Linked DNA regions of Mus musculus: region 2 is linked to region 1. Evidence: chromatin loops called from intact Hi-C (ENCODE). Cell type or tissue: left cerebral cortex. All regions are shown on one strand. Each heading gives the region's core, and the rest is flanking DNA. Links, peaks and the distances in the headings are about the cores only.

Region 1 (12,695 bases), core at 2,014-10,013:
GTTTCTGAAATCTCCCACATACACAAGTCCCAACAAAGAATAATTTGAAATCCATTTAAATTACAGGCTTTTTTATGCTATGAAATCACCATAATATTTAAATATAATGATTTATGCTTCATAGAATTTTATCAGTCCTACAGATAAATTTAAGTATATCATGCATAATAATAACATAACTTTATTAGCTCAAAAAAGTAAAGTTTGTTCAATTATTTGACTTGAGTATATTATAAGTTGGGACAAGCAAATCTTTGTATACACTGTGAAATTTTTCTTAGAAATGAAATACTTTTAAAATAATTTATTGTGTCTGCATATTTACATAAAATATCCCAATATTTTAGCTTTTCTTCTAGAACTATGTTCATATGAAATGTAATATTTGCATGAGTCAAATTCACTAAACATGAGATCAACCAGATGAAGGCCAATAAAAAAAAAACCTGAAAATGATGAATGAAATCTTCTCCACAGGGTCATGGAAATAAAGTCACAAAAGTCCCAGGGTTTTATATGAAGGTGTCTTTAAATGTTACTATGAATTCATGCATCTATGCAATTAATTTGCTAATTTACATGAGGAGCTATGAATCAAAAGGTCAAGTCAACCAGAGGTAGTGTATATGCAAATGGCCCCTGAGGAATAAGTACCACCCACAAGTGTTTAACAAGTCACTTAATTGCTGCTTAACTCTAAACCACACTGATACAACGATGAAGTTTAATAGATGTGGATTATAGTCTAACATGATGGTTATTTGTTTTAACATTTGACATTACATGTAGAATAATTAAAGATTACTGCTATGTAATACTCCTGCAAATATTTTTGAGAAGGTATATTACAATATTATCGTGGTTTAATATAAACAACTTGAATTTTGAATGTTTATGTTATGTGCTATTTACTAACTGGAATAATCTGTTTTTTTTCAATACATCAGTTCTGTTAAAATTAATTAAAACGGAAACTGTAAGTCCTTCTGAAAATAAGAACTTTAGTGGAACAGTAGTACACACACCTTTAATCCCAGCTCTTGGGCGGGAGGCAGTGTCAGAGAGATTTCAGTGAGTCAAAGGCCAGCCTGGTCTATGGCATGAGTTCCAGGACAGCCAGCGTTACACACTGGAACCCTGTCCCAAAAAAATCAGTGAAACAAAACAATACCAACAAACACACAGAAAAGAACTTTAAAATGTCAGCACTTGTTAAAATGTTACTCTTGCGTATTATTGTTTATGAACAACTTTATAGATGCTGTAGAATGGCTATCTAAAATATCTAGGAGAATCAGACTCGCTATGCTCACATATGCATTATTTTACTGATTTCATTCTGAAAATAATTAGAAAGCACAGAAGTGGATCGAAATCCAAATTTTCTAACTACATAAATATTGGATTTGTAGAACTTTTTAGATGTTGTATTTAGCATCAGGGTTGGATTTAATTATTGTCTGAATTAAACATCTGAATGCTGTGAATATTGGTAATATTTTCTCTGCATTTTGGGTAGAATTATGTAACAACTATGGCAATTCATTTAAAGACCTCGACGGACTGAGAGAAATTCAACTTAAGTCACCAATAGTGTTTGAATATATGGATCCCTTTTGTTTTTAAAATAATCTGTAGTGTTATTGTTGGCACTGTATTAGTGTATTAGTGTTCTCTGTAAGATTGCTTTGTTTGTTTATTTGTTTGTTTGTTTGTTTGTTTTGAGACGAGGTTTCTCTCTGTAGCCCTGTCCTGGAAATCACTCTGTAAACCAGACTGGCCTCAAAGTCAGAAATCCACTTGCCATTGCCTCCCAAGTGCTGGGATTAAAGGCATGAGCCACCACTGCGCCTCTCTCTCTCTCTCTCTCTCTCTCTCTCTCTCTCTCTCTCTCTCTCTGTCTGTCTCTGTCTCTGTCTCTGTCTCTGTCTCTGTCTCTCTGTCTCTGTCTCTGTCTCTGTCTCTGTCTCTGTCTCTGTCTCTCTCTCTCTCTCTCTCTCTCTCTCTCTCTCTCTCTCTCTCTGTCTTTCTCTCCCCTTTTGGAAGATTGCTTGTCTTAAACCTTAGTTCATGTGGCTTACAAGTCTATTAGAAATTAGGATAAACTGAACAATTTTCCTGTGTGAACACTCCCAACTGTGTGAATACTCTCAACAACAGGCTGCAAGGAGCCCAGTTCTTTTATCGTCATTGCCATTGTCAATGGACCTGGTATGTGGTAATTTAAATTTGAACAGTGGATAAATAATCAGTTAAATGTTTAACAAGATATTGTTGAAAGGTTTTATTTATGAAAAATGATCCATGAATATAAGCAAATTCTTAATTCTTCTTTTTCCTCCATTCCCTCCACAAACTTTCCCTAAGTCCTTTCCTTCCCTTCCTTCCTTCCTTCCTTCCTTCCTTCCTTCCTTCCTTCCTTCCTTCCTTCCTTCCTTCCTTCCTTCCTTCCTTCTCCCCTCCTTCTCTCCCTCCCTCCTTCCTTCCTTCCCTTCCTCCCTTTCTCCTTCCTTCTTTCCTTTGCTTCTTTTCTATTTTGCTTCATTTTTCATAAGTTCATGAAATAAAAATAAAATCGCCATGTTTGCAAATCATTTTAGTGTAACCGGATTTCATAAGTCTTTATTTTGTAATGCCCAATCTTCAGATTTGATAATTCATATTAATGATATTTATATATGTTTTCTTTGATGGTAATTATTTCAGATGTATCCAGATGGTTTGAAGCTTCTTTCTCAAGCATAAACTCTTAGCTAGGGTGTAAGTCACTCTTTTTGGCCTGGAGAAACTTTAAGAATGGGACACAGCTTAAGAAGAATTCTTCTAGGGACAAAAAGAAGCCACAATGGCAGGAATGTATAGAAGATCTCAGTTAAGGGGGTTGAAAAGACTGCTCAAGCTTTGCTTGCTATGTCACTTCTAATCGCTACCTAAACAATATATAAGTAAAAAAAGCCACAGTTTTGTGACTCTGTTTAAAATTACAGTTTTCAATGTTCCTGTGATGTCCATGGCTGTACAGTCCTCGGCAATATTTGTCAATCATTCCAAGTTGACTTGATTTCTTGAAAAAATTGTTTTGTAATTTCTAATATTTGAATTTGTTAATATATTCTTTGTAAGAGTAATTATTTCAAACATTTAATATATTCAGATAGAATGATAACCATTAAACTAATTATATTAATAATAAGTGGAGACATTGCTTCAAGATTAACACTACTATAGGCCTCCCATATTTGTTTGACTGACAAAAAATGGCATATAATAATCACATATATATGTATGTAACATTCTAAATTTTTCTTCATATATATAAATTTCAATCTTATATAATATTTGAGTCATATAAGACATTAATTTATAAAGGGATAAAATTTAAGCTATGGAAACCAGAACTAGAATTTTAGAGAAAAGTGGGAATATAAAATTGAATTTGATGTTAAGACAAATAAATTTTATATTCTAGTGTGTTTTGACATTAAGTATCATGTAATGAAGAAAATCCAGAAAAAGTAGCCTTTCCTACATAATTTGATTTCAAAAATCAAGTTAGAAAATCCATGAGGTAGGAGTTTATACAGAAACCAATTAATTGAACGAAATTCAAATTTCTGCAGTATTTCTGATATAAGGGAAGTTTCTAGGCTATTTGTAACATTTAGTTTAATATGCTTCATTTTTTAAATTTTGTTTTGTTCTTTAGTTTTTTGGTTTTTTTTTTTTCCTCTAAGGGAAATAGTTGATTACATTCTTGGATAAACATGATCTGCCACCATTGTTTACTTTAAAAGATCTCTGCCTTTGTCGTGGTTGTTTTTATCATCGAATAGTGAGAGAAAATTCCAAACACAAGGGATTTCAGTCCAGCTGTCCTGGTATAAATCAATATTTAGATACACAATGGAGATTTTTTCTTTCTTTGAAAGTGTAGCCTTTGTGATCTTAGCTTCTTATTTCATTAAGATGTCCAATTCTATCTAGAAATATTTTCAGTTTTTCTTTGATTTATATTTAAGCTTGTAGCTCAGCCATCGGGTAAGAAAATAGTAATCTAAGTGTAGTGTAGTGTTTGATCCCAATGCCTTGTTGGACCTTCCTGAGCCAATGAATTACAAGGGACACTGCTGTATTCCTGAGTAGTGAACTCGCAGCTTTCCTGACTGACCCTCTAGCCCTGATCAAAGGTTACCCGGCTCCATTTTAAATGATCGTGAAGAAAAAGATAAGATATTTTAAAGTATTTTTAAAGAAAGGAGCCATAGCCTTCATCCTTCTGAAAGAAAATCTCAGCTTCCCTTGGCAGGCAGGCATCTATTTGCAGGACAGTAGCATTCTCTTGCTCCCACTCTCTTGTGCATTTATACCATGACTATGTATGAGAAGTTACCTTTCAAATATTCTGTTATTAGTTTAGTCCATTTTTGTTCTGTATCCCAAACTGTTTTGCTCATGAAGCTCTCACCAAACCCTGATTTTGCCAAGCCTGTGGCTTATATCCAGCCCATTTTCACATTTTTGCCTTGAGTCTCTGGTCCCCGGAGGTGAGGCACTGTCTGGCTGCATTAATAGCAGAGCCACAATGTAAGTGCCAGGACGATGGCATCATCACCCTTCGATGACAGCATCTCTGCTTTTTGCTGTGTCTCATACAGAAGAACGGAAGGCTAAAGGTTAAAGGATATGGCTTATTAAATAATTCAAGCCATTAACCTGCAACCTGCACACCGCGGCGGCCTATTAAGTTTACACTGCCATGATTCATGTTTGGTGTTTACTGATGCTAAAGCATTTTGCCTGTTTGCTTTACTTTTATTGCTATACAGTAATGTAGAGAGGAAGGAGGGTGAAAAAAGGTGACAGACTTACGCAAGGGGACAATAAGAGCAGCAGACTCACTTGCATAAAGAAGATTGAAGTCTTCCCACCCTCCCTCCATCTCTCAGTATAGGCCCCAGTGCACATCTGCGTCACTTACAGGGGAGGAGGGGGAGGCGCTGAGGCAGAGAGAAAAATCATACTGTGAGGACCTTGACAGCTTTCCTGGGCGGGCTTTTCTTTGGCTGCTCTATGTTTTTTCCCGGGATATTTATTTTTCTCCTTTACAAACTGACTATATAAAACCGCCCCTTTTCTCATCTCAGAAAGCATTTGACTGTCCTTCGGACACCTGGCAAGCTATCAGGGAATTATCCCAGAGGACAGGGACAGGGAGCAGGTGCACAGACCCGCCTAAGGGTTGGGGGGTGCACTACTTCTCGACTTGAGGCTCTTTTTCTCTGCACTCATCAAACACGGAACTCTGAGCTGCGAAGACAGGAGATCTGAATAGCTTCCAAACCACAGCTCGGCACCGAGTGTGTATCAGTGTGGCGGAGCCAGCTGCTGCCACCTCTGGAGCTGAGGAGAGCTCAAACCTCTCTCCCTTCCTCTTGCATTTCCAGCCTCTCTTTCCTCCGGGGGGGTCACCACGGGGGTCCCCGCAAGCTCCTCGTGGATTCTAAGCCCCTGGTATCCCAAGACGTCATTCGATCTAGACCGGAGCTTCCCCAAAGCTCAGATCCCAGCAAAAGGACCCAGACTGAGCCGCGAGGCTCTGCAGAGCGCTCAAGGTGCCGGTGTGGTCTCCTGGTGAGACGCACAGCCCCTTTTAAGCCACCTTTGGCACTCCGTGTACACCGGGTGAATCCTGCCTCCTCCTCTCTCTCCAGAAGCCACTGGCCACCCCAGTACGCTCGCCAGGCTACTGGTGTGTGAGCTGCAGTTCCTTGGTCCACGGTTCATTAAGCATGTCCGGCTCCGGGAGAAAAGACTTCGATGTGAAGCACATCCTGCGACTCCGCTGGAAACTCTTCAGCCATCCCTCGCCGGCCTCCAGTAGCCCAGCGGGGGGCAGCTGCCTGCAACAGGACAGCGGAGGAGGCAGCTTTGAGCACTGGGGTCCTAGCCAGAGTCGGCTGCTCAAAAACCAGGAAAAGGGCAGTGTGAGCGCTTTCTGGAAAAAGCCTTCTTCCTCCTCTTCCTCCTCCTCTTCCTCCTCGTCTTCTGCTTCATCTTCTCCTTTCAATCCGCTGAATGGCACCTTACTACCAGTTGCCACGAGGCTGCAGCAAGGGGCTCCCGGGCAGGGCACCCAGCAGCCCGCCAGGACTCTTTTCTACGTGGAGTCCCTAGAGGAGGAGGTAGTGACAGGCATGGACTTTTCTGGACCAGAGGACAAAGGATTGGCCCTGAAAGAGCTCCAAGCGGAGCCTGCCAGCTCTATCCAGGCAACAGGTGAAGGATGTGGACACAGGTACAGTAAGTTCCCACTGAGCAGGTGTCAGAATAGTTGCTGATTGCCGGTCATCCTGCCCACCTACTGTTCTCTCCTAAAGTTTGAACTGTATAGGATGAAAATCTGAGATAGATGCCAGCCTGTTTTGTTTTGTTTTTTTTAATTACCCAAGTTGCAATCTCATTAAAACTTTGCTCATTAATTTCCATTGGCTCAAACATGCACTCTTTTAACAAGCTTTTAGACTTAAAACTATCGAGTGCATATTGAATACATTGGAGAACCTTGGAGTTGAATGGTTCTTATTTCACAGATGATAGTGTCCTTCCATCACGCTTTAAGTCTTTAAGTTTTTCCATTATCTGCTGTGGGTGAAGTCAGCTTTGAACACCATCAAAGTGCATTTCATGTACTCTCCCTGTGACTGATTGAGCATGATTGTCTCCAATAGCTGTGGTTGGACTCTATGTGTGAGAAATAAGTACCGAAACACTGTCATAGCTCCGTCCCCTCCCCCCAAGGGTTGTCACCCTATCACAACTACCATCCCTTGGACCACTTTCTGCTCACTTTTGCCTCTGTCCATCTAAGTGTTAAAATGAAACTCCACGGACATTTCTCGGCAGATACTGTGATTTCTTTCAGAACTCGGCATACAAAAATACTGAAGTAACATTTATTCCCAGTTTATTTCAAGCATGACACTTTGCGTGGACTTTTGCTACACTAAAGATTCAGAGGATCCCTGGAATACAAGCAAAGCTTCAGCTTCCCAGTTTTTAGGATACTGAGTCATTATAATTCTAAATACATCATTTTCATTTGAGCATATGATGAGGATATGAAAGGATTTGCATTTAGATTCATATGATATCAGACTACATTAGAGAAGAAGAAAAAGACTAGAAACATTAGATAATCATAGCTAATATCCTAAAAAAATCTTGAATTGCCTCTGATAAACAAATTAGAAATGAAAAATTTTGAAATTTTTATTTAATTGGATCTTTTTTCATGAACTACATTAAGTTTGGAAAAATATATATGATAAAATGTTCCATAATTTTCATCACTTTGATGAACAGGATTGTATAAGATATCTTTAACATTTTTAATCATATAGTATTGTATTTGAATTATAAGAGCCTTGTATAATATTCTATTGATATATACTAAAATGATTAATATAATGTAGGATCATTTTTTATCAAAGAAAAAATAATTTGCATTCTTCAAGTTTGTCAAAAGTTTTCCACATATGATCCCTAAGTCTAAGTTTTCTGTTATCTAGTGAACTAAAATAGATGACTAAAATTAGAATAAGCAGATGCCATAAATATCATGAAACTCTGAGAGTTCATCTAGTCACTAGATACTTAGGATGATTAACTATTTAAATTTTGCTGGATTTTTGAGGAAAGAGAAAAGCTTACTGGGTAGAGAATTTCTGAAAAATATTTACTCTCTTGTATATTTTAAATGAACAACTATTGAGAAGGGTTTTTTTAGCTTTTTATTTACTCTTTAATAATTTCATAGAGTAATACAAATATTTAGATCATATATACTCCCTATTCTTTACTAAAACTCTCCCTGGATGCGTAAAGAATCCCAACTCATATCTTCTTCCTTTTAAAAGATAACAGACACTCAAATAGCTCAGAAAATACATACCATATATGTACATATATATGTAAAATTTTCAAATCAACTAGAATTAGCTAAGACTTTCAGAATAGCTATCTTTTATATTTAAAAAAAAAACTTTGCCTTATGAAATTTTAATGAGTAGTTTGGGTATCAGCATTCTATACAAACTTTAATAAAGTTGGAATTGGCAAATAATGAAGGAGAACAGATAATAGATTATAATCAAGTTTAAAATGTGAAACTATTTTAACCAAGAACCCAGCTAAGAATTATCTGTCAGAATTACTTTTGGAAATACCTCATTTCTTTTAATCACAGGAAGTTGTAAGTGGCAAGAATTCTGAAAACAATTCAATCAGCAACCAACATCCTCTTTACTGTTGGAATCAGAGTACCGCAAAATTTTGTATGTTGAATCTGTTAAAAGTAAACTTCAATTCCTTTTAAATTTTTACCAAACTTTTAAGGAATGTAGATAAACGTGACATTCTTTCTAGCTACTCTGAGGGCATATTTTTGTCTTTTTACAGTTTTACAGAACATTGACTCTGTGTTCATGACTGATTGAGAACCACCCAGTAAATGGAGCAATTAGTCATTCTCAATATATCTTAATTTCTAATAAGCATAGGGCTCATCGCCCAGGCACCATAGGAACTGCAGAGTAAAATACTTAGAAAAAACTTTATTTCAACTTACAACTTTATCCTATCTAATCTGGAATATAGATCTAACATGTTGGAAAACTCTGTACTATTCATAGTTGTGAATGATATTCAGATGAAGCAGCATATATATATATATATATATATATATATATGCTAAAAACTATAAAAACTTGATTGAATTGAATATATATCATATTTCTCATCAACTCTCCACTGCATAAAATTATCTCAACCTTAAAGCAAAGGTGAGCCTTCCCTTTTTCTTTTCTTTTCTTCTTTTCTTTTCTTTTCTTTTCTTTTCTTTTCTTTTCTTTTCTTTTCTTTTCTTTTCTTTTGCTCTGGTACTAAATAGAAATACTGTTTACATGACTATGGATCTTCAGTTAGTTAAGCCTGTTTTTTAAAACTGCAGGTGGAGAACATTCAGAAGAAAGATACTCATGATTTTTGAATGCTGGAAAAATCAAATTTTCATGGACTTGCAACATAAAGATTCCTTGACAGACATAAACCAACTTTCTACCAAAATGGTGCCATCTCACCCTCTTCAATACCTGCTACTTTATACCATGATAAACAAGTCTCAAGCTTCCAATGTCTTGATTATATCCTTGAAGATACTTTACAAAATAAGTTGATGATTCATTTCTTTCCTACTCACTAATTTACATATATTTATGTCCAAACATATTTAAAATATATGATTCCATACATTTCATATATGTTTCCAAAATTCTATCAGCTATGTAATAAGGCAAAAAAAAGAACACTTTATTCTCACATTTATATTTATATGGTACATGACATTGTATGGTTCATATATCATAGCTTTATAAATGACAATAGGAAAAAAAAACATGTTTTACCTGTTTGTTCTTTCTGCTTTATTAACAGTATATTTACCTGGTTCCATGTCTTTAGCAAGGACATAGACAAGAATTCCACACTTCTCTCTCTAAATCTACACATTCCATTATCTCTAGTCTCATATATTCACCTTTCCATCGGTCCTTTAGGATGAATGAAGAAATGAAAATGTAAATATAACTATGTACAGAATTTAATTACTCTTCCTTTTGCTTTATTTTATTTCTTTCTCCATTTCAGGAGCCCCTCTTACCTTAGTGTAAGCAAGTAAGAACTCCAAGGTCATGTTTATCACCATTGGTAGATATTTTTCCTTTAGAAATGTTATTTCCTGTCCAACATTTCTCTACCTCTAATGTTTTTTCCCATCCTAATAAATGTCTTCTTCCAATTCAATGATCTTCTGTATTAGGTCACCCTCAAACCTCATTTTCCATTATATCATCCACTCTCTCGTAACACTGAAGTCAGTAAAAATGATAACATTACAGAATGATCATCATTTCGTGTTCATTGTTCTGCTGCTAATTCCAGCACCACCAGCCCACCCACCCCCAACCCCCAAAACACACACACACACACACACACAAAGAATTCTACTGGATCAGAATTACTAATTCCAAGAATTACTGATCTCAGTCCAGATCATAACATGTTCACTTAATTTCAAGGAGGGTAAGAGATAGTTCATTCTGGAGCCAAATATGAGTGATTGTGTCCCAGCAACATGGATTTATGTGACCCCCCAAGTTCCATGCTCCAATGTGAAAACAATTCGTGAAGTTTTTACAGTAACTGAATGGAGAAAGTGATGCATAAAGGTACTTTTAAAATTCATTGGTGGAAACACTAAGTAGATAGTAACAAGGAAGTGAAATCTCACTTATAGGCATCGGATATTATCTGATGACTCTTAGACTTTAGTTTGGTGAAAACCAGGGGTTAGTTACATGAATAAAGTCTAAAGTCTTATATCTGTTATACACAGGGTTTTTGGTCTGACAGAAAATGGGAAAAATGGTGATTTGGAGGTCTGTAGATAGTCTAAGATAAAGTGTAATTAGGTTCTGGACCTGCAACAGTTAGAGCTATTCACAGTCATTGAAGTTTTAATTTGTCTTCAGCCTTTCAGATATTGCTTCTTCTAGGAATTTTAATTCCTAGAAGATAGCTACTTATGGTAGGTATGCTTTACCACCCATCTGCTACCTGGAGAACACTCCTGATAGCCATTCACCTCTGACTGTCACATCCAGAGTCTTTGTTTCAAATGAGCAGTGCCCTGGCCTCACACACTTACTCTCTCCTCTCTGGTAGTTGTGCTTTGTTCACCATGTCCATGTTTAGTTTTCCTCATTAACGGGATGTTGTGAATAATGCCTCTCCACTATTGTCAGTGAAATTCTTCATCTTCTAGCAACACCCTCTCTTTTGTGTTTTAGAGTAGCTATGTGGTATTTTCTTGTCCATTTGTATGGAAGGTCATTACACATGTTAACATCTGTGTTGATTTGACCATGTGTCTCTAATTGAAAATTCTAAGGGGAAAGGCTGTGTTGATTTCATATATCTCTTTGCTTCTGCATTAAAGCATTGCTATAAACTGTAGAATAATGAAGATTTTTAATGATCGAATGGAGTAGCACCAAGAACACTTGATCATTGAAAGATCATTGCTGAAACTTGGTGCTGTGTAAATTTATAATTGTAACACCCTATGATCTTGGTGCAGTTATTTATTTCATTGGTATTAGAAAACACACAATTGCTGAGCAGTAGGGGTGCATGCCTTTAATCCCAGCACTTGGGAGGCAGAGGCAGATGGATTTCTGAATTCAAGGCCAGGGATTGTGATTACCCTACTGTTGTGTCCGGCCAGCAGACCACAGCCTGGGTTCTAGCCTGGAAAGGCATTTTGGAAACCTGGAAGAGAAGAGGGGCTAGGTGGCGAGAGAAAGAAATGTAGCCAAGACAGTTACTCTGATCAAGGCTCAAATTTTATTGTTGCAACACTAGTTATGAAGGAAGTGGGAGGGGACCCGATTCCCGCCGAATAATCTCTGGTCCAGTAGAAAGGTAAACGTGTGTGGCTCCGCAGGTTCCAGCAGTGAGCGTGGCAGAACAAATGAGCAGGAAGCTCCACCCCTGAGCAAGCAGGTTTCAGGCTGGGGGAGGGGAGACTACACCCTACCTATTCTTTTATTCTCTTTTAAAAAATGTAATTGTATCAATAACTAACTTTTTATTCTCCATATTCCATTCCCCACCCCGCCATCCACCCTCTGTCAGCTCCACATCCCATACCTTCCCTCCACCCCATCCTGTCTCCAGGTGGATGCCCCCACCCCCACACCACCTGACGTCTAAACTCCCTGGGGCCTCCAGTCTCTTGAGGGTTAGGAGCATCATCTCTAAATGAACACAGACCTAGAAGTCCTCTATTATAAGTGTGTTGGGGGCCTCATATCAGCTGGTGTATGCTGTCTGTTTGGTGGTCCAGTGTTTGAGAATTCTCTGGGGTTCAGATTAACTGAGGCTGCTGGTCCTCCTACAGGGTCCACACTACTCCTCAGCTTCTTTTACCATTCCCTAATTCAACAACAGAGGTCAACTGCTTCTGTCCATTGGTTGGGTGCAAATATCTGCATCTGACTCTTTCAGTTGATTGTTGGGTCTTTTGGAGGGCAGTCATGATAGATGCCTTTTTTATGAGTGCTCCATATCCTCGGTAATAGTGTCAGTCCCTGGGACTTCCCCTCGAGCTGGATCCCACTTTGGACCTGTTGCTGGACCTTCTTTTCCCCAGCCTTCGCTCCATTTCTATCCCTGTAATTCTTTTAGAGAGGAAAAATGATGGGTCAGTGTTGTGACTGTGGGATCAAAACCCCACCCCACACTTGATGTCCTGTCTTTCTGCTGGAGATGGACTCTATCAGTTCCCTCTTCCTACTGTTGGGCATTTCATCTAAGCTCCCTCCCTTTGAGTCTTGGGAGTCTACTCTTTTGTTCTTAAGAGTTACTTTTAATATTCTGTTATTTTTTTCTTTCCAGACAAATTTGATAATTGCTCTTTCCATGTCTTTGAAGAATTGTGTTGATATTTTGATGAGGATTGCATTGAATCAGTAGATTGCCTTTGGTAGGATGGCCACTTTTACTATGTTAACCCATTTACATGAAAGATCTCTCCATTTTCTGAGAATTTCTTTCTTGAGAGATTTGATCTGTTTCTG
Region 2 (12,695 bases), core at 2,125-10,124, 390 kb before region 1:
TTATTATATGGTGAGGGTACTTTTTTTCCTGGTCCAATCTATTTGGTGTTCTGTAAGCTTCTTCTACTTTTATTGACAAGTCCTTCTTTGCATTAGGAAAATTTCCGTCTATGACTTAATTAAAAATATTTTCTTGGCCTTTGACCTGGCATGATCCTCCTTCTTCTTTCTCTGTTTTCCTTAGGTTGTTTTTTGTTTGTTTGTTTGTTTTGTTTTTTTGTTTTTTGTTTTTGAGGTTCCAGATATTTTGTGCCAGGAAATTTTAGGTTGACATTTTCTTTGGACGTTGTTGTATCCATTTCTTCCACTGGATATTCTATGCCTTAGATTATCCCTCCCATCTCCTATATTCTGTTGGTGATGATGATGTATGAAGTTCCTGGTTGCTTACCTAGATTTTTCCATTGCCATGATTCCCTCTGTTTGTGTTTTATTTATTGCTTATTTTATTTTTCATATTTTGGACAGGTTTAGTCATTTCTTTCATGCATTCATTTTTTCTTGGCTTTCTTTGTCTTTATTAATTTCCCATCATTGTTTGCATTTTCCTGTTTGTGTGTGTGTGTGTGTGTATAGGTCTGCATTATTTATTCATTTCCTCCAATTGTTTATGTTCCTGGATTTCATTAAGGGATTTAAATATTTTCCTTTTTCAAAACCTCTATCACCTTTATAGTCACTTTTGCACTTTTGCTGTGTTGGAACATTCAGAGTTTGCTGTAGCTTGCCCTAGCTATAGTAGGTTGTGGTGTTGTGGGCCAGGATAAGATGGTAAGGAGACTAGTAGATGTAGGATAAGGCTAGACAGGCTCTGAGGAAGTGTTGGTGGTCTGTGGGTGCAGTTTGGTCTGAGGATCTGGGTGGCCTCTGAGAAATCAGGGGTCTTCCTTTGTAGTTGTGAGCCAAGATATAACAACCAGAGGATATAGGGAATAAGTGAATGTTGGGAGAAGACTACACAGGCTCTGATGAAATACTAGTAGCCTAAAGGCAGAGTTTTACTTAGATTTCTGGTTATAGGCTTGGTCAATGGTAGAACAGAAGTCTTCAGCTGGATTCGTGAGTCTGGATATCCCATATAATCTTTGTAAAAGTGTCCAACTTTATAGCTAGCAGATGTTTATCACAAAAAAAATGTGAGTAAGTAGTAAAAGCAGAAAAAATTAAAATTTAGTTAGCCTTTTTTTTTTGCAGAATTTAAAACAGTCCTCAGTTAACATTTTCTGTATTTTTATCATCTATTTCTAAATGTTTAGTGTTGCCTCATGACAACAATCTACATCTACAACAAAAACATTTAGCTTTGCATTAATTATTATGACTAGCTTTTGTTAGGTTTCCTCAAAGTTGTTGCAGTTAGAATGCCTTTGCTTTAACATATTTCCTTAGCAAGCTTTAATTTTAAACACACAAGCTTCTTTGCAACATTTAATTTAAACATTTTTATTTACATCAGAAAAGTTTACCTGCAATAACAATAATGTTCATTGCTTTAGTATGTGGAAGTACCAAATACAATCCAAGTACCTGCCCACAACTGACCTGTGATCAACTTGCATATGTGAAAAGAGTTCAAATTATGTCAAAGATCTTCTGTTTGTCTGCTTGTAACACAACTTTCTGGCAAAGCTCTGTAAAGCCCGGGGAAGTCAAAGGGAGAAAACAATATTATATACAGTCCTACAGACGCTCAGGCAGATCATGGATGCGTTTGACATTGGTTTCACTGTTTAGTGGCCATCTTACTGTTTGCAGCTTTTATAGAGAGCAATGTTTCTCCTCCCCTTCAGGATTCATACATCAAGTCGGTTTATCTTTGAATATAAAGTTGAAAATAACTAAGCAGGATTGAACTCATTGCATTCAGCCCTAGATATATAGCGATTAGCAATTCAGTTTCTTTATCAGAGGGAATCTAGTTCAATTCTCAGATCGATGTTAATTAAGAGTCCCAAACATTTCGTGATTGTTCTGCAGGCTGAGCAGTTTAAAGAATAGTCTGATCCATGGCCACAATGAGACCTGAAAAAATGTGCTCTAAGGCATTCCCAAGGTTGTGGGCCACTATTTACTGGAGTAGCTAGAGAAGGGAGTGTCTGGACACCTAATATGCCTTTCACTGACTGCATTACTCACCTTGACACCTAGATTCCATCAGAGTGAGCTACGGGTTATGAGAATTAAATGATGTTATCTGCTTAACTATTATTTGATGAATTTCTTAGCATTAGAAATCATAATTGCAGCTAATGTATTTGTCTTCATTGGCATAAGATTCACAAAATAATTATCACAGCAATTGTGCTTCCAATGTTTAAATAAAGTTTTTTCTTATATGGATAAATGAAATTAAATTTAGAAAACAGTGGCTCCTTATTCAATGAGTAATTAATGGGAAGTCCTACATTTTTGTGATGTTTAAAATGAAATATTTGTCACAGCCGCAGGCCTTTGAACACCGAGTCAATAGTTTGAGAGGTGTAGCCTTCCTGAAGGAAGAGTGTTATTGGGTGCAAAGACTTACACTATTTCTAGGTTCCTCAGCTTTGTACCTGGGGTTCAAGATATGGTCTCTCACCTGCTCGGGAAGCCATCATGTCGTTTTCTGTTGGCTATCCCAGCTCCGCCATCAAAAGCCTTAACGCATTGAAACAATAGCCTAACACAACTCTTTCTTCTATAGTTCACCTTGATAATGGTGTGACCAGCACAATATCTGAGCATAAAATATTGTCAGAAATACATTCAAAGAATTCTAAGGAAAATGAATAGAAAATGATTTGTATTTTTTTGTCTTAATAAGCATGCTTTTTCTACCTTGTTTTCTTATATTATGGAAAAGTCATAGGACTTTTATACAGTTGAACTGTAGCATATATTTCCATCAAGTTGCTTAGGTTGCATACTCTCTTGAGTCCTGTTGATTACAGCATCACTTAGTCAGTGAGTGTCACTGTCTTCCACTAATACTGCTCTCAGAGTGACTCTCTCGCTGAGTGTAAACGACTATTGCCATTTTGACCCTTGAGCTCAACTTTCTTCATAGTCCTGATATTTCAGATACATTAGTGTGTACCTGTGAAATGTCTTTCAAGGAGCATGAAATGGATGTGTTCTAAGGAAACTTAGTACAAGCAGGAAAATATGCTATCAGAAAAATTGTAAAGTATTAGGAAGAAAAAGAGCAGCAGAGTGGCAAATAAATGTTTTTACAAAAAAACATTGGATGAAGTAAAGGGAAAATGGAATAGGAGAATCTGTGAATGATTTTAAGTTTGCATATAAGATATTATTTCAGGATGAAGAGTGGCTCAAGAGTTTAGAGTACACACCACTCTTGCAGTTGACAAGGTAGATAGACAAGGGACATATTTTCAATTACCAACACCAATTTAGAGGCTCAAAAGTGCCTATAACTCTACTTGTAGGGCATTTGACAACTTCTTCTGGCCTGTTCAGGGACTGTAAGCCTGTGTTACACAGACATACATGAAGACAAAACATCTAGTTGCATAAATACAAATTAAATAAGGTATGCAATATTTGTAGACATAGATTACCTAATAACAATAATGTGTGAATAATGCTCCAGGGATGAAATTCAGTGTGTGGTATAAGCTTATCTGGGCTCTCTTTTTCACCAGAGAAACTGTTGTATAAGTTAGTCAGAATTCTCCTATCTATCTATCTATCTATCTATCTATCTATCTATCTATCTATCTATCTATCTATCTACCTATGAGGTTTATTTATGATTTATTATAATGACTTACATGCTGTGGTAGAGAAAATCCAGCAAAGGCTGACTAACAATGTAACGTCCAGGTTTGCCCTCTAGTTTGAGGTTTTATTTAATTACAGATGTAGTCAAGTTGACAATTAAGAATAGCCATTACAACTTGACACATTTGTATATAACATAAATATGTATATGTATATGAAATGTGTATAAATAAAATACATAAAATAATATTACAGAGAAAGATGTTTAATTTAAAATAATCCTTGTTACATTTAATTTTATGGCTTGTTAAGATGAAAGCAATTTTGTCTACTTATAAGCTAGCTTTATTTCCTTAATTTTCAAATAAAGACTTCAATATTGGGTATATATTTGGTATCATGGAATATAGAATGTCAACAATATTCTTTAGAATTGATTATCATTTTAACACTGTAATCATTAATACTGAAAAACTGACATGTAGGACTATTTCAGAAATACTTGGAAAGTTTGGGTGTGGAGATGGTTCAGTTGGTAAAGTATTGGCTGTAAAAACATGAGGATCTCCGTCTAATCCCCAACATCAATACAAACAGCATGGCCAGGACATATGTTCCTAGTCCCAGCACTGGGGTGTCGGAGACAGGCATATTCTTGGGTATTGCTGTCCAGTCTGTGTAATCCAGTTAGAACACCTACATCCCAGAAGTGGACTGTCACAAACATCAAATTGGAAGGCTTCTATGAAATGATATTAAACTTTATTTCTGTCTTACATTGCATATGTCTACATATACATATTTGTGTAAACATGTACATGCCTATGTACACGCAGAAACATGGTATAAATTATTGGAAATCTTGATGAGACTCAAATCAGCAATTTTAAAAATTGGAAATATCAAACATAACAAAATACAGTTGTAAGATATAATAATGAAAAACAAATATATATATATTTCCTACATTCATATATGTACACATATATGTATATTTACAATGTATATATTAATATATTTATAAATTCATATATATGAATATATATGTATATGAATGCATGAAAATTGACAAATTGGAAACCTTTGCTTTTCATGATTAAACTTTTATGTTTCTAACAGAGGACAATAGTTTGCATGTATAATAATCATGCTGTAATTTCTAATATCCAATATTCTTAAACCTGTTTTCAACACTTACATCGGGGCTGTCTCGTGTGTTGGCAGGTCCCATGCTCAGGTTGAGTGCTCACACACTTCAGCGAGATTGTCACCTGAAGCAATATGGCAAAACTTACAGAAGCATATCACATACGTCACACATTAATTTTAAATTAAGTTTCACTCATCATGCATTCAGAAACTTTCAGTGTTATCAGTGTCTCCATGAAGAATATCTCTGCAGCCCATCATTTCATACTTGTAGATAATAAAATAAACTCTCAGAGCACAGCAAGAGAGAAAACGACTGCCGTTCTCTCCCTGACTTTCCCCTTATTACTCACACATCACTGTTTTCATGAATCAGTATGCATCTTGGGAGGCCAAAGGATAGAAACAAAGACAGAAGAACGTTTAATATTAGGAAAGAAATGATTATTTATGAGTTTGCCAACTGATAATGTCATAATCCTTGCTTGAATATGTTATCTCAGAACTGCAAAACATGAGATCATGAAATGCTAAACTCATGTTCTCAAGCTAATGTTAATTATTTAGTTGACACAACGTATATCACACCACAAACGGTTAATAAATATTTAGAGGCAATGTTTTCTTGATATTAAAATTCATCAGAGAGAATACTTATTTAGTTATTAACCCATTGTAGTAATTTTTTAAAAAATGAAACCCAAAGTTAATTGACTTACTTGTAAGTGTGCAGATTTTTGCTTTAATTGGAAGCTTATCAAAATATATGGATTCACCCATGCATTATCTGAATCATTAAGGATAGTTTATTGGGTTAATATGTTTGGATAATTAGAATACAATTATCTAATATACTGTAAATTGAACAAAATACTTAAAGCTTTCGAATACTTTTCTTAAAGTGAAAACAAGAAATCATTTCTATTTATGAGTGGTTTTTTTTTATTTTTAATAGCCATGTCAAATGATCTACTTAAGCTTGTTTAGAAATTGAAATGTGATTAAACTAATGACAGTACTTTATTATGTCATACCAGATATAACCACCAGATGGTGGTAGACGATTAACTAATATTATCAGCCAGCTGCACCAGCCTGGGCATGAATTTATTTCAACTTTTGCTACCTTTTGGGCTTTCTTTCAAATCCAAACATTAAAAAATATTCTTTGTCATGTTAAGTTAGGTAGGAATGGAGGTGTGGGGTAGGGTTTGGGGTGGGTGTGTATGTAGTGGGCTTTAAGATAAATGTAGAGTTTGGGAGCCAGGGAGGAGATGGAGAAGGGAAAAATGCACCATCGAAAGTATTTTTTGAAAATCTCCAAAAACGAATAAAAACACTAGAAAATATCTTCTGAGTTGCGTTACGCCTTTTTTTTTTCCTAAATTTAAGACTGATGTTATTGAGATACAAAAGTTACTAAGGGTATAAAAGTTTCTCACTATCTCTGAAATGTGTGTTTTCTGTCTTACCCAAACTTTTATAATATAAAATTTGAACTTCTCCAAAGGGTTTTTTTTCATTTGTGTATAAAATTTATTAATGTAAACAGTGATTGAAGTATATACCAATTTATATTTCAATTCAAATTTCAAAGCAAGTTAATTATACTAATTATATATAGTACTAATTATCCTATACTTATAATGAAAATGCTGAGTCAATGCATATTAAAATATAATAGTACTTTTCAAATATTTATTCTTACTGTGCTAGCTTAGCAAAGACATGCAAATTTCAGGACTAACATCATCTAAAAATCAAGAGAAGGGCCTTGATGGAGTTAACATTTTGTCTTATGGATTTTGATGGAGAATTTGAAATATGTTTTCTTGGCAGCATCCACCCTGTTGCTTAATTCTCCTTTACTTTTCCATCACCACATTTGGATTTTTCCAAGATAACAAAAGGATTGCGTCGTGAAGTAATACCTCACGGTCATTTCAAACCATCAATCATTGAACTAAATGTACACCATTGACTGTTGATCTGGAATATAAATATATTAACTGTTTAAAACCACAATAGCTCTCATGCATTGTTCATAAAAACCTCTTAGGGACAATCACATGTACCTGGGAGGATTGTATCTCACAACGTAATGCTGAATGCAATACACTCCTTGTTGACTGAGAGCACAGGCTTAGCTCTTCAAGGCTCTTAACACTAAATTTTGAGTTTTGATAAAATATTCACACATACCAGTTAGCAATTATTATAAAAGTTGTGAAATGTAATATTACTGCTTTTTTCCTAAAAGTCTAAAAATACAAGAAAGCCAGAAAAAAAAATGTGCCCCTATATTTTCATGTCAAAGGATACAGTATAATCAATAGCTTCATGTTTTTGTTTTGGATCATGCTGCCTGGTATCCTGATACAGAGGAAGGAGTAGAGCACTCCTACATCTGCACATGCAATGTGTCCTTAGAATATGAGCAAACGGATGTAAATTTAAGTTCTGTCTCTTTCTTTATAAAAAAAGAATGAAAAATAGAGGAAAATCAAATAAAGGGTAAAAGGAAATTCATTGAAGATTAAGTAAAAAATAAAGAACTCTGAAAGAAAAAGTCTGTGGCGATTCAGATAAAGGATTTTCAATTGCTAATTAAAAAGAGATTAACCTCTTTCCTTAGATGCCCTTGAAGAAGAAGGTATCCTAGCTCAGCTCTAAGCCAAACACACATTTGGTCCCCTTACTGCTCAAGGGACGATAAAAGCACTGACCCAAATCAAAAGCACAATTCTGTGTGTGTGTGTGTGGTGTGTGTGGGGGGGCACTGAGAGGAGACGAGGAGGTGATATAGGATTGATATGGGGATGCAACATGCATAAAAAAATAATTACATTAAAAATACAATGATCATGGCCCACGGGTTCTCATGATGCTATTGATGATGGCTGTGTTGTCCCAGGCTGCTGTGCAGCAGAAATGGCAGTGGTAGAAGCTCTGATTCAATGAAGCCCATCTTGAAGGGCAGGCCTCACCTGGAGTTCAGTCATTTGTACACGCCTGGCTCAGTAATCTCAAGGTTCGTGCACAGAAATTTAGTTTTAACCTTCAGACATTAAAGTTCAAGGTGAACATTCATAATCAGATCAATTTGTAGTCGTGGATTTGACCACAGGTAAGTCAACGTTTGCGGCAGACATGGCTGTGAGGGATAAGCATTATGTAAGAAATGGCCACTTCCCAGTTCTGTGGTTGCCACCAACATTCCACTGTCTGATGAGAGCCTAAGAGTTGAATTTTTTTTCTTGAAGGATTGAAGAAGCTACCTTGTACCTGAATCTGTAATAGTACATAATGATATTGATATGGGTCATTTTTGTCTACACCTCGAGTGATTTTCTTCCTGTATCCAAAATGGGAGACAGGTCATTTGGCATATACTCAAAGTATAAGACTCTAAAATCATATATATATACACATACATACACACACACTATATATGCTGTAATATATATATTACAGCAAGTGTACATACATTGTACATACATAAAGCAGGTCTGTTTTCCCTGAAGTGATACAAAATTGTATATTAAAATAAGAAAATTGTCTATCTTGTTCATTAAATATACTTTGAAAATGCTTAATGGTTTAACAATTTCTCCTAAACAAGGCATGGTGCTCAAAGGGCTCCTTAAGAGGCCCAAACATGGCAAACACAGCACCAGAAGTCTTTACTTTGCTCCCTCCCTTCTCCTTTGCTAAGCCTTTAGATTGCATTCCTAAAGCTAACCCCCAAGGTCTATCCCTTTATTGGGCTCTTCACTCATTCCTGTCAAGGTCCAGCAATCAAATTTCATTATTTGACTACCCTGGCTAACCTGTCAAATCAGGATGCAGCAACTCATCCTAGCACAGACTCCCCCTTGTCCTCCTCCTCCTACCTTTGTCCAATCTGGAGGCAACCTCTTCACCACCCCTGTTTGTCATTCTGGGGTTACAAATATCTTTTGTGCTGAGATTTTGGTGTCTCTGTGTGTTCTGTACTGACTCAAATCGCTTTCATTTGTGGAAGTCTATAATCCTAGAATTTGGAAAATAACATCAGAAAGATCAAAAAATTCTGAGCCAGAGTGGGCTACAGGAGACCTCAGCTTAACATATCTATATCATCCATATTTATCTATCTCTGTCTCTCTGTCTCTTTCTCTTTCTCTCTGTCTTCCTATCTCTATCCCCCTCTCTATCTCTTTTCCTATCTCTATTTCTATCTTTATCTCTATGTGTGTGTTTGTATATGAATATGAATATCAATATATATATACACAAACACACAAGCACACACACACATACATTACAGATGCATTTTAAATTATCCAGCCAAATGCCTGTTAAAAATCTAAATTTTTGCTAGTGTGAAACACACTGGATAATGTATGAATTTCATAGTATCTCTAATAAATACTTAGGATGCTGGACCTTTCATATTTTGAAATAACTTGTAAAATGTTCCCCATAAGAAATGTTCATACCAGATATGTGTTGGCAGATTGGGTATGAGAATCAGAAATCTTAACCCCAAGCACTCCAAACAACCTGAGAATACAAGAGACAGAAAATGTTGCAAGTGTAATGACCATAGGAACAGGACCATTGAGCAAAACACAGGTTTTTAGGATATTTTCAAACTCTTAAGCTCTATGTATTTGCACAATGACTGTCACGAACTATCCTGTGTCATTTTTTCCCATCTAAATATTCTCTCTTGATTTTCCTCTATTTTGTTTTTATGTTTTTGATAATATCTGCAGTCTTGGAGAATGGGGTATGGAGGTTGATTTCTCAGTATTCTACAGTGACTGAAACAAAATTTTGAAACCTTAAAAACTGTTGATGGGAATCAAAGATTTAAACATGTGTCACAATGTTTTTAGCCTTTTGTTTTTGCTCCTTCTCACTTCAAGTAGGACCTATGAATTATACCAGCAGATTTCTGAAATACACCATGACTCGATGCCTATGGACACATTTTGGCAACAATAGACAGTAGATGAAGTGCTCACTTTTAAAAGTTTTAGGTCGACTTCGTGCAAGCTAAAGTTTTCTGAGAGAAAGGATACCCAGTTGATAAAATTCTCTCACAAAATCCAGCTGTGAGGTATTTTCTTAATTAGTGATTGATGAAGAAAAGCCCAGCCAATTATGGGTAGTGTTTTTCAGGGTTGGTTGTTCTGGGTTCTATAAGAATGCAGGCTGAACAAACCATGGGAAAAATATGGCAATATCCCTCTATGACACCTGATCAGCTGCACCTAAAGGTTCCTGATTTGTTAAAGTTCCCATCCTGACTTCCTTGGATAATGAACAGTGTTATAGAAACATGAGCTTAATAAACCCTTTCCTTCCCAACTTGTTTGTTCATGGTGTTTCATCACAGCAGTAGTAATCTTAATTAAGACACACCTCATGGGAACAAGAGACACCAGCCATCTCTGAATTCCACACTGCACTTTTTACAGTTTTTGCTTATTCCTGAAATTTTAAGAAACTGTAATCTTTGTGTATTCTGACACCTAGACAGAGGAAACTGTGGGAAGCCACATGTGCCGTTGCAGAGTGGCACTGACTACTGCTGGCCACCACGCATAAGTTTGGACAAACAACCAATGTGTACATATGCAGTAAAGTTTTTTGCAAAGACACTGCCTAGCCCGGGCATGATAATGAGGCTTTGGGAGTATAACCAATCAGATGTGAGACATACAAACTAGGTATGATAATGAGGCTCTATGAGGTACAGAGAGAGAGAGGGTAGCCAATCAGATGAGGAACATGCAAATGAGGCTTAGTGCATAACCAATCCGGGTGTGAGACACGCTTCTCCTAAGCCTATAGAAGCAGCACCAGTTCTGGGCTTGGGGGTCTCTTCGCCTCTGCAATCAAGCTCTCCCAATAAACGTGTGCAGAAGGATCCTGTTGCAGCGTCGTTACTGCTGGCCAGTCTGGTGTGCGCAAGAGGAAACAACTAAGTAATTCCCTTCACCACTAGTGATCACAACTCTAAGAACTTTCTATTTTTGTTTTTTGTTTTGTTTTTTTTTTTTGGGGGATCAGGGACACATCTGAACTTGTACAAACCATTTATAATATTTTTATTGGCTATTTCTCTCAAAATTCATGGATGATTCGTTTCTAAACCTAGATGTTAAAACCTTGTGCTATTGAAAGTACCTTCTGTCTTAAATAATTCTAATTATGTAATGTTTTGCAACATAACTACTTATTTAATTGTCATTTCCCATTTCACACTATAATTTTCTAGAAGTGAGCACAACTTATGATACCCGTACATGGTGAACATGAAATAAAAGTTCAATGTTTTTAATATGACAATGAAGGAGAATGAATGATACCACAAAAGAAGAGTTAAACATTTATGAAAATATAAGTATTTGGCCATTCTGATCATATTGGATTTATGAACACTGTGCCTGATTACCATGTAGAATTCGTGGCTTTTAGATAAATCTTCTAGAGTAATTTTCTTAATTATTCCTTATTGGTTAAAAAAGATTATCCATAGATTTATCTCTGATGGTTATAATCAGAAATTCATAAAAATCAATGATTTTGAAGGATGGCCAAGCATGATGCATGTCTCTTTTCTCCTTCTGATTGAAATACCTTTTCTTCAGACTTGCTCACGCTGAACACTTTACACACTTCTCTGCCCTTGCCAAGCAACTGAATCCCAAAGCTAAATAGATTCAAGAAGAAAGTATGTTTTTCACAGTGAGTCCGAGCAGGTTGTAAGCTATAGACAGAACATTTCAATTGAGGTTAGTGAAAGGATTTGTGAGGGACAGAAAGAAAAATGTAAGAAAATAAGTGAAGTATACAGTTTGAAATGTATAAGTAAGTTTTACTGTTTACCTTATAGGACTATGGCTTCTTTATTCACCAGACAGTTGCAAACAATGGATTCTGAGTGCCATTGACTTAAGGGCCATGAACTTTGACCCAGGGCTTTGGGGGCCAAGTAGCATTATACATGATTATAGGTAATACATTTTAAATCTAAAACTTATATTCTGTACTCCCCTTTGAGTCCCTGACTCTAGTTCATCTTTGAACTTCCAGAGGCTTATCTTAAACTTCTATTTCAGATATGTGTAGTAAGACACAGAATGATAAAATTTGGAAAAATCCAACCATATCAATGTCTACAAACTTGTGTAAGTTATTGTAGTTTGGTTACGTTTACAAACAATGCAATCTCAACATGGGGTATGAGAAGGTCACTTCCCTCTGCCAGCCTCACCATCTACAGTTTGTTATATGCAGCTGCTAAGAGCAAAGCTCATTACACCTTTCTCAGTGCTCTATCATTTGAGAAAATTCACACTTGGACTTTTGACCATTTGACCCTTTGCATCTAATTGACTTAAGTAGCATTCTAGAGAGGTCTCTATAAAAGAGGTTTAAGGGTTTTAAGATCTGGAGGGTCATAAATAAGATGAGTGCTGCCCTCTGAGGGGCAGTAAGAAAAAAATCTTTTTAATTCCTTACGTTTGGTGACCTTTGAACCTGTACTTTGAAAGGAAGTACTAGTGAACAGAGGTCTGACTTCCACCATGCCATTAAAACAGACCCACTGAGCCCATTAATATTTCATTAGCTTGTGTTTCTACCTATTATAACTATATACTTTTCAATGAGATGAAATGATTTTAGAAGTGATTTTTAGAGTGGTACATATAAAATTGTTCTATTCTTATTTTGCTTTTAAAAAATGTTTCTATTTCCTTTTGGGCTTGGTGACAACACATTAAGCTACCCCCGTAAAACAAGAGAGATTTGGCACTTAAATGAGG

What was found. A loop is a pair of places that touch in the nucleus more often than their neighbours do. Peaks named below come from ENCODE experiments on the same cell type or tissue, not always from the same donor. Only the 100,000 strongest peaks of a DNase experiment are listed, where the experiment ranks them.
Region 2: a loop joins it to region 1, with 4 times the contacts of the local background. A loop is called at or near these places in 7 of 42 quality-filtered maps.

What each region holds. Positions count from the first base shown.
Region 1 is chr14:96,511,412-96,524,106 of GRCm38, reverse strand. It overlaps Klhl1 (kelch-like 1), which reads left to right and starts at 5,073. Exons shown (of 11, transcript NM_053105.2): 1 at 5,073-6,295. The coding sequence starts at 5,790. In left cerebral cortex, for the core only: no CTCF peak of the experiment used is centred there; DNase peaks (open chromatin) are centred at 5,576, 5,766, 6,031, 6,840 and 2 more places; H3K4me3 peaks cover 2,186 bases; H3K27ac peaks cover 1,014 bases.
Region 2 is chr14:96,902,197-96,914,891 of GRCm38, reverse strand. It overlaps the pseudogene Gm20592. Among named protein-coding and RNA genes, the nearest start is that of Gm33525, 140 kb to the left of the region's middle. In left cerebral cortex, for the core only: a CTCF peak has its summit at 5,912 (motif pointing right); DNase peaks (open chromatin) are centred at 4,336 and 6,001.